Linked DNA regions of Homo sapiens: region 2 is linked to region 1. A link is a contact called in ENCODE Hi-C or POLR2A ChIA-PET data. All regions are on one chromosome and are shown on one strand. Each heading gives the region's core, a stretch centred on a gene start or an enhancer-like site at or near the end of the contact. The rest is flanking DNA. Distances are from core to core; before and after follow the strand shown.

Region 1 (5,610 bases), core at 1,466-3,965:
TTCTGGGAATAGGGCCCTCAGCACCCAGCCCCTCTGCAATCATCCCCCTCTAAGCAGCCTCACTCCAGAGTCCAGGAAAGGTGTGTGTGAAGACACCCAGTGGCAGGCGGTGGCCCCAGCTGCTGACCGAGTGTGATGGGGCCCTGGCCTTTGGTGCTTGCCTTCCTCAGAGCGGAAAGAGCCATGAATCAAAGGGCAGGTGTGTGTGGACCTGAAGGAATGTGGGGAGGGTGGCAAGAAAACGGCTGGAGGTGGAGCGGGAGAGACCCCATGAGTCAGGGTGAGATGAGGTGTTGCTCAGACAGGGAGGGCCTGGAAACAAAGCCTGGACTGGAAACACCGAAACACCGGGCTGGCCAGGGCGCTCTCAGTTGCCTGGAAACATCTTAACACTCCAGAAAGTGTGAGTAAGGAATACCTGCTGCCCCTGAGGGGCTCCCCCGAACTGGTCCAGCCATGTCTGCTTGGCAGTTGTGGGGCACAGGCAGATGCAGCTGCCCAAGAGGCAACCCCAGACTAGACCTAACGCTGAGCCAGGTGCACAGGTGCAAGGGATCCATCACGAGGGCTAAACTGGCCAATAAGAGGCAGGAGCTCATTCCACTTGTACTGTTTAGGCAACTTGCTGTTGAAAAAGGAGAACCTGGCCAGGCACAGTGGCTCATACCTTTAATCCCAACACTTTGGGAGACTGAAGCTAGTGGATCACCTGAGGTCAAGAGTTCGAGACCAGCCTGCTCAACATGGCGAAACTCCATCTCTACTGAAAATACAAAAATTAGTTGGGCGTAGTGGTGCACGCCTGTGATCCCAGCTACTTGGGAGGCTGAGGCAGGCGAATCACTTGAACTCGGGATGCGGAGGTTGCAGTGAGCCGAGATTGCGCCACTGCACTCCAGCCTGGGCAACAAAGCAAGGCCTTGTCTCAAAATAAAATAAAATAAAATACAAAAATAAATAAATAAATAAATAAATAAAAGGAAAAGGAGAAGCCAGAGGATCTTGGAGGCACAGTGTCCCTGTCTAAATCTCCAGATAACCCAGAAAGCACGCACTGCCCCCACGCTACTCCACCCCCTCCACGCCTCCCTGTCCTATGCTCTTCATGCCCACCTCCTGGGGCAAATGGCACCGGATGCCCCTGTCTTAAGTGAACAAATGGAGACTCTAACCACCTTCTGAGAATCCCAGCCCTGGGGTCAAACCTGCATGCCTGCCGAGTGCCTGCATGACAATAATTAGGATTTCCTATGCTCTGAAGCAAACCTCCCACCTGGCATCCTGCGTGTGTCCAGCACCTCCCTGCACCCGGGCACCACTCATGCAGGTGGGCTTGGCATCCTCACAGCCTCTGCAGCACGTGCCTTCAGAGGGAAGAGAACCGGGGACTCGGGAGACTCAAGGCATCTCCAGAGTCACAGCCTGAAGACAGAACCCCATGCTCTCCTGGACATAAAAGCCATGCGGTCCCTGGTAGACAGGTAGGCAGAGGTGAAGGGATCTACCCTGGCACCGGGTAGGGGCTGTGCAGTCACTCCTGCTTATTCTTCCTGTACATCCCGCTACTGTCCTCATGCTATAGATTTGACTGGGGCAGGCTGGCTGCAGAGTCCAAGTCTTGAACCACTGCACCACACTGCCTCTCAAGGGCACAGTCAATGGGGTACCTTGTCATTGTGGGTCATTCCTCAGCATGCATTCAGAGCTCTTCACCATCTGCCTGCAGCCGCCCTGCCCAGCCTTCTCTCCCACTGACCCCACAAGGCACCCTCTTTCTGGTCTTTGAATTTTTCATATGCTCCACCCACACCCCCATATCCCCACCTGCAGCCGTTTACCTGTGAGGCCCAATGGAAGCATCACCTCCTCCATGGGGACTCCTGATACCACCTAGTCAGAAGTTCCCCAGGACCACCTCCCCTTCCCTTAGCTCACCTAGCACTGGATTCACAACTGTGGGGGACTGTTAGTCTCCTACATTAGATTGGAGGTCCCTGATTCAGGCTCCCATGCTGTGTGACTTAGGGTAAGTCTCTGAGCCTCAGTTTCCTCATTAACAGGTAATATTTATTGAGCACGTACTATGTGCCAGGTACTATGTGCTAAGTACTCTACATGAACTCTCCCATTTAATCCTTACAGCACCTATGAGGCAGGCACTATAATTATCCCATGTTACAGATGAAGAAACTGTCACTGTCATTAGGACCACCATCATTATCATTACTATCATTCTTTTTTTTTTTGGAGACAAATGCTCTGTCACCCAGGCTGGAGTGCAGTGGTGCGATCTCAGCTCACTGCAACCTCTGCCTCCCAGGTTCAAGCAATTCTCGTGTCTCAGCGTCCCAAGTAGCTGGGACTACAGGCATGCACCAACACACCCAGTTGTTTGTATTTTAGTAGAGATGGTGTTTCACCATGTTGCCCAGGCTGATCTTGAACTCCTGAGCTCAAGCAATCCACGAACCTCGGCCTCCCAAAGTGCTAGGATTACAGGTGTGAGCCACCATGCCTGGCCTATTATTGCCATTCTTTTGTCCGCTATAAAACCTAGTGCACAGCAGACACTCAAACTCAGCAAAATTCAAATATGGCTGGAACTGAAACCAGCCTTAGGTAGGAAGGAATTTCAGAAACAGAGTTCTGCACATGCTCTAGGACACGCAGGCCTGGCCCTGTCCAGGCTGGGGTGATACCATCTTTGGAGGCTGATGCTGGCAGTCTGTTGTGGCTGGGAACTTGGGGTGACCTCCTTTTGCTTCTCACATCAGCCCTGTCTCTACCCACAGAAACAGACTCTGCCCAAACAAGTCCTGCAATGCACAGAGCCCGGTGGCAAACAAGCCACCTGGATAAATGGTGCCCAAGGCTGTGGGGGTCCTGGGAGGCTGACTGGAGGCAGAATTGTGCTCATTTGTAACCAGAGTAGCTCCGGGTTGCTTCTGTTAGCTCAAGGCCACAGGTACATCTCTGTGCTTAGAGATCCACACCGCACCCCACCACCGCCACGTGTTTTCTAGGATCCCCTCCAAGCATTTTCCAAAGCCCGAGGGGCTGCTTACAAGACTCTGCCCATCACCCCCAACCTGGCTGATCTGGGACCACATCAGCACCTGGCCTGACTCTTCTACCAGGATGCCCTCCAAGACCAACACTGATGCCTTAGTCACCCTCACCAGGGAGGCTGGGGGTGCCCCCACATGGCTGCTGCACCTGATGTTGGAAACGGAGGCTCCAAAAACGTAAGTGAAGTGGGTATTCCTGCTAAACACTCCACTCGGGGCCTGGGAGAAGGGGAGCAAATATCTGTCTACTCCCTCAACTCCACCCAGCCATGGCTTGTCCCACGGCCAAGTTGCCTGGGTCCTTGGGATCACCAACTTCTTCTGACTCTCTACACACACACCCCCAAACACCCCCAGACTCCTTTCCTGCCACTCCCCCACCTCAGGCACACATGCAGTGCTTGGTGCCTGGGTTAAGTCTGTGCCCTGTGGCGAGTGCTGCCCGGATACCCCGGGGTCCATTTGAGGATGAACTCGGCTGGGTCACCCCTGCTACAAACAGGCTTTTACATTCTTGAACTTCACCTGGGGTGAGGGTCTTCAGGAGTGCTGTCCCTTTTCCTCCTGAGGCCTCCTTGGTCCTGATGTTAGTGAGTGGCCATCCACGTACCCACAGGAAGGATGTGGTCAAATCCTCTTACCAGTGGCTCTGAACCATTTGACCTGCTACCTGAGCTGCTGGGGAGAGGAAAGGGGAGGGTGCTCCCACTTCTAATAGTTCATCAAGTTCTCACAACATCCCCATTCACAGGTGAGAAAACCGAGGCCCGGAAAGTGTCAACCCAAATCACGACACTCCTTGCCCCAAACCCAGAAGCCTGAGGAAGTAAGGAAGTGCGGTGGGATCTGTCTTCCCGTGTGTCTTCAGGATCCTGGGGCCTGCCCCTCCTGGCTTCCTCTTGAGGAAGGCCTCAGAAGACCCGCCTTTGGTCACAGGACAGAAGCTGGGCCAAGAGGCAAAGGTTTTGGCCGCCACAGGGGAAACTCTGGGCTCAGAGCTGCCGAAGTGACTCACGGGCCCTGCTGGGAAGCAGCTGACGTTCCTTGTCTGCGCCTTACAAAACCACACGGGCTGCGAGTGACAGCTGGCTGCTCTGAGTGGCGGAGGAATGTTGTTGCCAGACAGGTTCCTGAGGCATCTGCTGAGCTGTGCTCCAGAAACCAGCCCTGGGCAGCTGCCACACCAGGCAGCCTCCACCCCTCCCCACAACCAGGAGTCTTGGAGGGCACCCCCACCAACCTCAACAGAACTCTCCCCTCAGGGATCCGTGGAAGTCAGCCACTGCCACAGGGACAGCCACCCCTTCCAGGCAGGAGCTCATGGGAAACCAAGACCAGGGAACCCATCCCACCCCCAGTAAGACTTGAGGCCAGGGAGGTTGGAGGGGTCTCCCTGTGACCAAATCTGTGGCCATCACAACCGACCTTGAACCATAATACTAAGAATGATAACAATAATAATCACAGCTAACCCTTCACACTCACTACATGCCGGGCACCATGGCATGGAGCACTTTTTCTGAATTATCACATGCATTCATTTCCTGGGGCTGCCGTCGCAAACTGCCACAAACTGCATGGCTTAAAACAACAAAAACGTATTCTCTCGGCCAGGCGTGGTGGCTCACGCCTGTAATCCCAGCACTTTGGGAGGCTGAGGCGGGCAGATAACCTGAGGTCAGGAGTTTGAGAGCAGCCTGGCCAACATGGCGAAACCCTGTCTCTACTAAAAATACAGAAATTAGCCGGGCATGGTGGTAGGAGCCTGTAGTCCCAGCTACTCAGGAGGCTGAGGCAGGAGAATCGTTTGAACCCAGGAGGTAGAGGTTGCAATAAGCTGAGATCGCACCATTGCACTCCAGCCTGGGTGACAGAGAGAGACTCTGTCTCAACAGAAAAAAAAAAAGAGAAGAAAGAAAAGAAAAAGAAAAAGGACTGTATTCTCTTACAGCTCTAGAGGCCAGAAATCCAAACCCATGGTGTCAGTGGGGCCACACTCCTCCTGAAGGCCTAGGAGAGAATCCTTCTTTTCCTCTTCCAGCTTCTGCTGGAGGCGGGCGATCTTCAGTGCACCTCGGCTTATGGGCATGTCACACCAGTCTCTTTCCACCTGCACATGGTGTTCTCTCTGTTTATCTGTCTCTGTGTCCAAATCTCCCTCTTCTTAGGAGGACACCAGTCATATTGGACTTAAGGCCTACGCTAATCCAGTATGACCTCTGCATACCTCTGCAAAGGCCCAAAAAGGTTCCAAATAAGGTCATATTCCCAGGGTTCCAGGTGGATATAAATTTGGGGGAACATTATTCAACTCAATACACCATGTGTAATCTTCTTAATAAGACTGATATTGCTTTTATCCTCATCTTACAGATAAGAGGCTCAGAGAGGTTAAGCAACTTGCCAGAAATCACCCAGCCTCTGATTCTAGAATCCACACTACATTGTCTCACCCATCACCATCATCATCACCATCTCCTCACAGAAGCTTAGCATTTCATCACTTACAAAGCTTCTCCTGGCCATTGTCACATTTTCTTTC
Region 2 (5,610 bases), core at 1,660-4,159, 150 kb before region 1:
CAGACTGTGGTTTGACATCCCCTGATTTTAAAATTTTGGCGAATCCAAAACATTTTCTGGCCAAAGAGATTACAGTCAAAAGCTGCCTGGTCCTGGGATTTATGCAACCAGTTTACTGATCACTCTGCAGCAGGTGGGCTGCAAGAATTAAATCACTGGACTTCTCTCCCATCCCTGCCTTTAACCTTGTTCCACCAAATCAATCTCTCCTCCCGCTCCTAAGGCCCAGGTGAGGCAGATCACGCAGGTTCCCATCTTCCCTGTGATGAGGGCAGTCACAACGGATCATTGCTACTGTGTTCAGGTAAGAGGTCCCAGTGCAGCCAAAGTCCTCCCCAAGGCCCACAGTCCACTCTCTCCCTTCTGCAGGCTCCTCCCTCCTCCCCTGGCCACTCTAGGGGGATGCCCAGCAGGGGAAGAGGCTCAGAGTCTTGGATTGGACAAGGTGGGTGTGAGGCAGCTGGGTCTAGACTGGCAGTGCCCTCTGAGGGGCGTGAATGTGGGATCTTGGGACCTGCAGGGACCAAGAACCCCTGTGCCCTGCTGCTCTCCCAGCCCTCCCTCCACCCCCTCCACTCCCTCCACTGACCTCTGTCCCCACCTTTCTGCAGGTGGGGGGCTCCTCTTATGCCCCCAGCTCCAAAGGACAGAGGCCAAACCTTCCCAAGCCTCCCCTACCCCAGTGTCCGGATTGGGCAGCCCCGGGGGATCAAAGCCAGCTTCCCTCCTTACAGGCTTCTAGGTCTCCGTGAGGGGGGTCTCTCAGAGCCCCATGGCTGGGCTAGGTCCTGGGATGGGGGTTGAGGCAACTCCCCCCATCTTCCAGAATGGGGGGGAAATGACCCAGCCCCGTTCCTCCGCAATTCTCCTGCTTCTCAAACATTTTGTTTCTGCATCTGAGGCTGGCTCAGGTAGTGGGGAGGGGTCTTGGGTTGGGTCTCACCTTCTCAGGTAGGCCCTGCACAGGGCACCAACAGTTCCATGCTGATCCTTTTACCCCGATGGTTATTATCATGCACTTTCCCAGGCTGTGGGGCTTTGGACAGTGGGATCGCCCTTTCTGCCAGCATGTGGCCAGGCGTGCATCTGGAAACATCCCTTTAGCTTGGGAAATGGATTGGAGCAGCTGAGGGCTGAATGCTGGCTGGGTCTCGCTGGAGGACTTGAGGCCCTGCCCACTGGAGCCATTGGGAGAAGCTGGGGCAGGAGGCGGCAGGAAGGGACACTACTGTTTTGTTGGCCCTGGGGTTGGGGGGGGTCTCAGGGTTCTGTGAGTGGCTCCAGGCTAGTCCCTGGTCCCCAGGGGGCGTTTCAGGGAAGGGGCCTTAGGAAAAGGTGGCCCTCCTTCCAGCCCTGCCTGACCTTCCCCTGCACCTGCCCTCTGCCCACTTCCCAGGTGGGCTGGCTGCTCGGAATCTCAGTCTGCTCACCCCCAGGCGCTTCTTCACACACTGGTACCTGCGAGCCTCTCTGAGGGCCCAGGTGCCAGGATGGGGCTTCAGCGATGGGCCCAGCACATCCAAGTCCACTGCCCCACCTCACCCTCACCTGCAGCTGGGAGGGAGGTCTGCAGATCTTCCAGGAGAAGGCTGGCCAGGTGTGGAGCAGTGGCAGGCCCAGCCATTCATCTGCCTTCGCAGCCCTCCCTGCAGAGGAAGTTTCTGGGGCTCAGGAAGCCCTGGGCTCTGACCTGCTGCTCCATGCTGAATTCCCACCTGCTCCCACACCATGAGTGACCCTGACATCCCCTCCCTACCCCTTCCCAGACCCAGAGGGCTCAGCAGGAGACACTGAGTGGGAGGAGGAGGAAATGGAGGCCAGCAGGGGCTGAGCGGCTCCCCAGTTCAATCCCAAGGCTGAGTAGGGCTAGTGCCAGCCCCGTGGGCCAGAGGGGGATGCCAGCAACCACACACCTTGGTGGGATGCCCTTCACCTTCCAATTGCCAAGTGGCCATGGCCTCATGCACAGTGCATCCGTGGGGCCTCCAGAGTTGGCCCGAGTGGCTGGCGCCCTAATTCCTTTAGGCTGAAGCCCAGGAGTGTTTGCCACCCCCACCTCCCACCTGATCAGTGACCATTTGGGGTGTAAAGACAACAATTTCACAGCTCTGATGATCAGAAATGATGTAATGGCCACAGGCGGCTCCGCCTGCGTCATCCATGATTTCATCACACACCTCGGGAGGCTCAGGGTGACAGACAGTGCATGCAAGGTCACCCGGCCAGGAAGTGGCCAGGATGGATGTTAGCTCAGGCCTGACCAGCCCCCGGGGCCGCACTGCTGTCTTCCCGCTACCCTGCCTCTGGGTCCGTCCTGTTATCCAGGCTGGTGGGGGAAGCTCAGGCTGCAGGGCCAGCTCCTGCTCTCCTCCCACACCCTCCAGCCTGGTTCAAGCCATAGGCACCATCTGGGTCTTCGTCCTCATGCCCAGAGCCAGGCTCTGTGCCCAGCTTGTTGCAGGTCTCATCAAACCCTGACACAGCCTTAGGAGGCAGCCCCATTGCCATCTTCACTTTACAGAGGAGGAAACTGAGGCTCAGAGAGGCTCCCAGCTTGTGAGAGGAGGGGTCTGAGTAGGTGCGCCTGACTCCAAAGCCTGTGCTCACCACAGTTCCCAGGGATCCGCTCTGAGCCAGGCCCCTGTGGCCACCCAGCCCCTAGCCCCGTAGATCCCACCCCAGTGGGGCCCCGGGGGCACATACCTGGGTGGGCTCAGCAGCTCCCTCTGCAGGTGGACCCAGGGTGCGGTGAGACTGGGAGCACTGCCCAGTTCCCCACACTCACCTTTCACAACCCAACCAATGGCGCCATCGAGCAGGAAGGGTGAGAAAGAGGACACAGGAAGCCAGAGTGGTGGGGCTGCAGGGTGGGGGCAGGCCAGCTCAGCAGAGCCTGGGGCCAGAGGGCCAGACAGCCACAGAGCTCCTGGCGTGGGCAAGGCTGGCCAAGGATGGCGACGCCCAGGGGCCTGGGGGCCCTGCTCCTGCTCCTCCTGCTCCCGACCTCAGGTGAGTGGCTGGCACCTCATCCCCTCCTGCCACGCTGGGCCGACCCTGCCCTGCCGAGGGAGGGATCCAGGGACAGACGCAGGGACTGGAGAAGGTGAGGAGTTGGGGTGTCTGGGATGTGTCCTCCGATACCCCCCGTGGCCGCCTCAGCACCTTCTCTAGCCCTGTCCCTTTGGGTCAGTCCTGTCCTTCCACTAAACCTTGCTCAGGACTGGTCTCAGGTTCCCTTTGTTGCTCCACAGTGCCCTGGAGATAGGGGAGGTCGGAGGGTGCTCCCTGACTCCCCAACCTGGGCTGTGTCTCCCTGACAGGCCTGGCTCTGAGACAGGGGTTGGCCCCGGGCAGGCAATTCTCCAGCTGGCTTGTGAGATCCTGGGGACGGGATTCAGACACTCTGGAAGCTGAGGCCAGGAAGGTCTGTCACCTCGTTCTTCTGGACCTCTCCTCCCGCACATGTCACCCCACACCGGCTCCCTCTCCCAGTCTCAGCCACAACCTCTTGGTCCTCAGTGGCCTGAGCCAGGATCCACACTCCTCCCCGTCACTCTCCCGTCTCACACACAAACACATGGTGCGTCTCCAGAGGCCATGGAAGTGCCCGGGCCTTGCCTTTGCTGGCCTCTCTCCCAGGAAAGCTGTCCCCCTACCCCTTGCCCACTTAGCCAGCTCCATTTACCCTTCTTGGCCTCTGTGGCGTCTTAGCAACCCTCTCGGACAGAGGGAGGTGCTCCCCCGTTAGTGCTCCCTCCTCAGTGCTCCTGTCTCAGGGCCTTGCAGGCCACTCTCTTTTTGCTCCTGACTCGGTGAGGGGCCTGCATGTCCATCTCCCTGTGTGTCCAGCGTGTGGTCGCGTGACTTTGGCCACATAGATCAACTTATTTGGTCTTCAAATAACCCTCTTCTTTTCAAACATTGGAAGATTCAGTGGAGTGAATCAGTCCCTGGCTCAAAAAAGGGTGGGAGATGACAGCACTGTCCTCCTAGTGGCCCCGGGAGGCCCTGGTACAGAGCAGGCCACCAGGCAGCCCTTGATAGATGAATGAACGGAGCCACCGATGGCAGCTGTGACCAGGGCTCATGGGCGTCCTCAGGTCCCAGCTGTCATCGCTGGTTGGGCCTTCAAGCCTCCTCCAGGTGATGCTGTTTCCCCCATGGTGATGTGGGTGCTCTGGTTGGGGCAGAGCAGCAGCCATTTGATTGAGCAAGGAGCTCTGAGAGGTCTACACACAGGAAGGTCTGCACACTTCCTGTGTGGACAGTGATGTGTTAGTCTCCATTCTCCATTTGCGCATTCATTCATTCATTCATTCATTCAGGAAGCATCGATGGTGCCCTCTGCTCCTGCTGGTACCACTTGGCCCCTGCCCTCAAAAGGCTCACAGTCTGCAGGAGTGACACAGTGTGGTGGGGGCTCGCATGTGAGACCCAGCTGTTAGGGCTGAGCAAGGGGTGGATGCAATGGAGGGCCTGGCATGAAGGGACACGTGACAAAGGTGCGGGCAGGGCACGGGGAGCAAGGAGGGTGGTCACTGGGCAGGCTGGCACCTGGGGCAGCCTTCAGCACCGTGAGGTCTAAAGGGGCCAGGAGGGAGTGGCCCCCTGGGCTTCTACAGCCAGACTGTGGCTACAGGAGGGAAATGGCGGTGGTTTGCTCACGGTGAGCCAGCAGGGGCTGAAGGAGCCATGCGGGGTGGGGGCAAATGCCCACTCTGCCCTCCTCCTGCCCTCTGACCTCCAGTCCACTTTCCACTTGCTGACCCCCAAATGAGGCAGTCCATGGAGGCCAGGCTCTGGAGCATAGAGGGTCTGGAGAGGAGGGGAGTGCTATCCCACCCACAGGCCTAGCACAGGGTCTCCTTGTCTACATGAAATGCTTGCAGTGTCTTCAAAGAATAAACACAGAAAAGATATTTAATGATCCTGTCTGTGTAGGGTGCTTGCCAAGAGCTTCACTTACATGCCTGCGCTGAAATTCATGGCAATCCGGGAGGGAGGCCTGCACCTGGACCCATTCATGACAGCAGGGCCGGGATGGCAGAGAATGGCACCCGTCCTCAAGCTGACAATGTTATCTCCCCTCCTCTCCTGTCCTCTTCCTTCCCCTCTCAACCCCTCCTCCCCTCTCCTCTCTTCCCTCTCCCTGTTTCTGTCTTCTTCCTCCTCTCCCTCTTCTCCCCTTTTTTAAAAAGCCAACATAGATCATACTATATTCATGCTCATCTATCATTTTCATTTCCCATTAAACAATGCATCATAAATATCTTTATAAACTAACAGAAATTTACAGTTCCTTTATAAACTATCTAAAACGAATTATCACATATAGAGTCCATTATTACAAAATCCCCTCTAAAATGTTATTTTTTTACCCTGCTGTTACTCTTTATTCAGCCATTATTTTTATCATGTCTTTTTTGTCTTAATGATTAAAAATGAACAGTTTTTTAAAAAATGTGACAGTAATACTGGACATGATTTTTAAAAAATCAAATACCAGGGAGGGAAATAAAAAATGGAAAGCAGATGAGCCCCTGCCCGCCTCAGCCCCCAGCACCACCCATCGCAGAGGGAGCTCTCCTAACACTTCCTGGGGGTGGCAAT

What was found. Hi-C counts contacts between places; a loop is a spot of excess contacts on that map. ChIA-PET counts read pairs that join two places held with the same protein, here RNA polymerase II (POLR2A).
Region 2: a loop to region 1 is called in a map of natural killer cell, with 4 times the contacts of the local background. The contact joins the promoter of ADGRG3 here to the enhancer-like site in region 1. A Hi-C loop is called at or near these places in 1 of 168 maps with a recorded cell type or tissue (natural killer cell). POLR2A ChIA-PET finds 5 or more read pairs at or near these places in 1 of 52 experiments (Caco-2).

The regions. Positions count from the first base shown.
Region 1 is chr16:57,812,401-57,818,010 of GRCh38, forward strand. It overlaps LOC388282 (a long non-coding RNA gene), which reads left to right. Exons shown (of 4, transcript NR_169553.1): 2 at 1,262-1,481; 3 at 3,024-3,245; 4 at 3,820-4,552. It also overlaps a transcript of KIFC3 not described here. Among named protein-coding and RNA genes, the nearest start is that of KIFC3, 13 kb to the left of the region's middle. RefSeq lists an enhancer at 4,311-4,856. Within about 2 kb of position 2,716, at least 32 of the 41 ENCODE cell types and tissues checked have a DNase peak (open chromatin) inside an H3K27ac peak, as active enhancers do; they include natural killer cell, where a contact is called at or near this core.
Region 2 is chr16:57,665,397-57,671,006 of GRCh38, forward strand. ADGRG3 (adhesion G protein-coupled receptor G3) reads left to right here and starts at 2,910. Exons shown (of 12, transcript NM_170776.5): 1 at 2,910-3,009. The coding sequence starts at 2,952. ADGRG1 (adhesion G protein-coupled receptor G1) reads left to right here. Exons shown (of 14, transcript NM_201525.4): 14 at 1-171.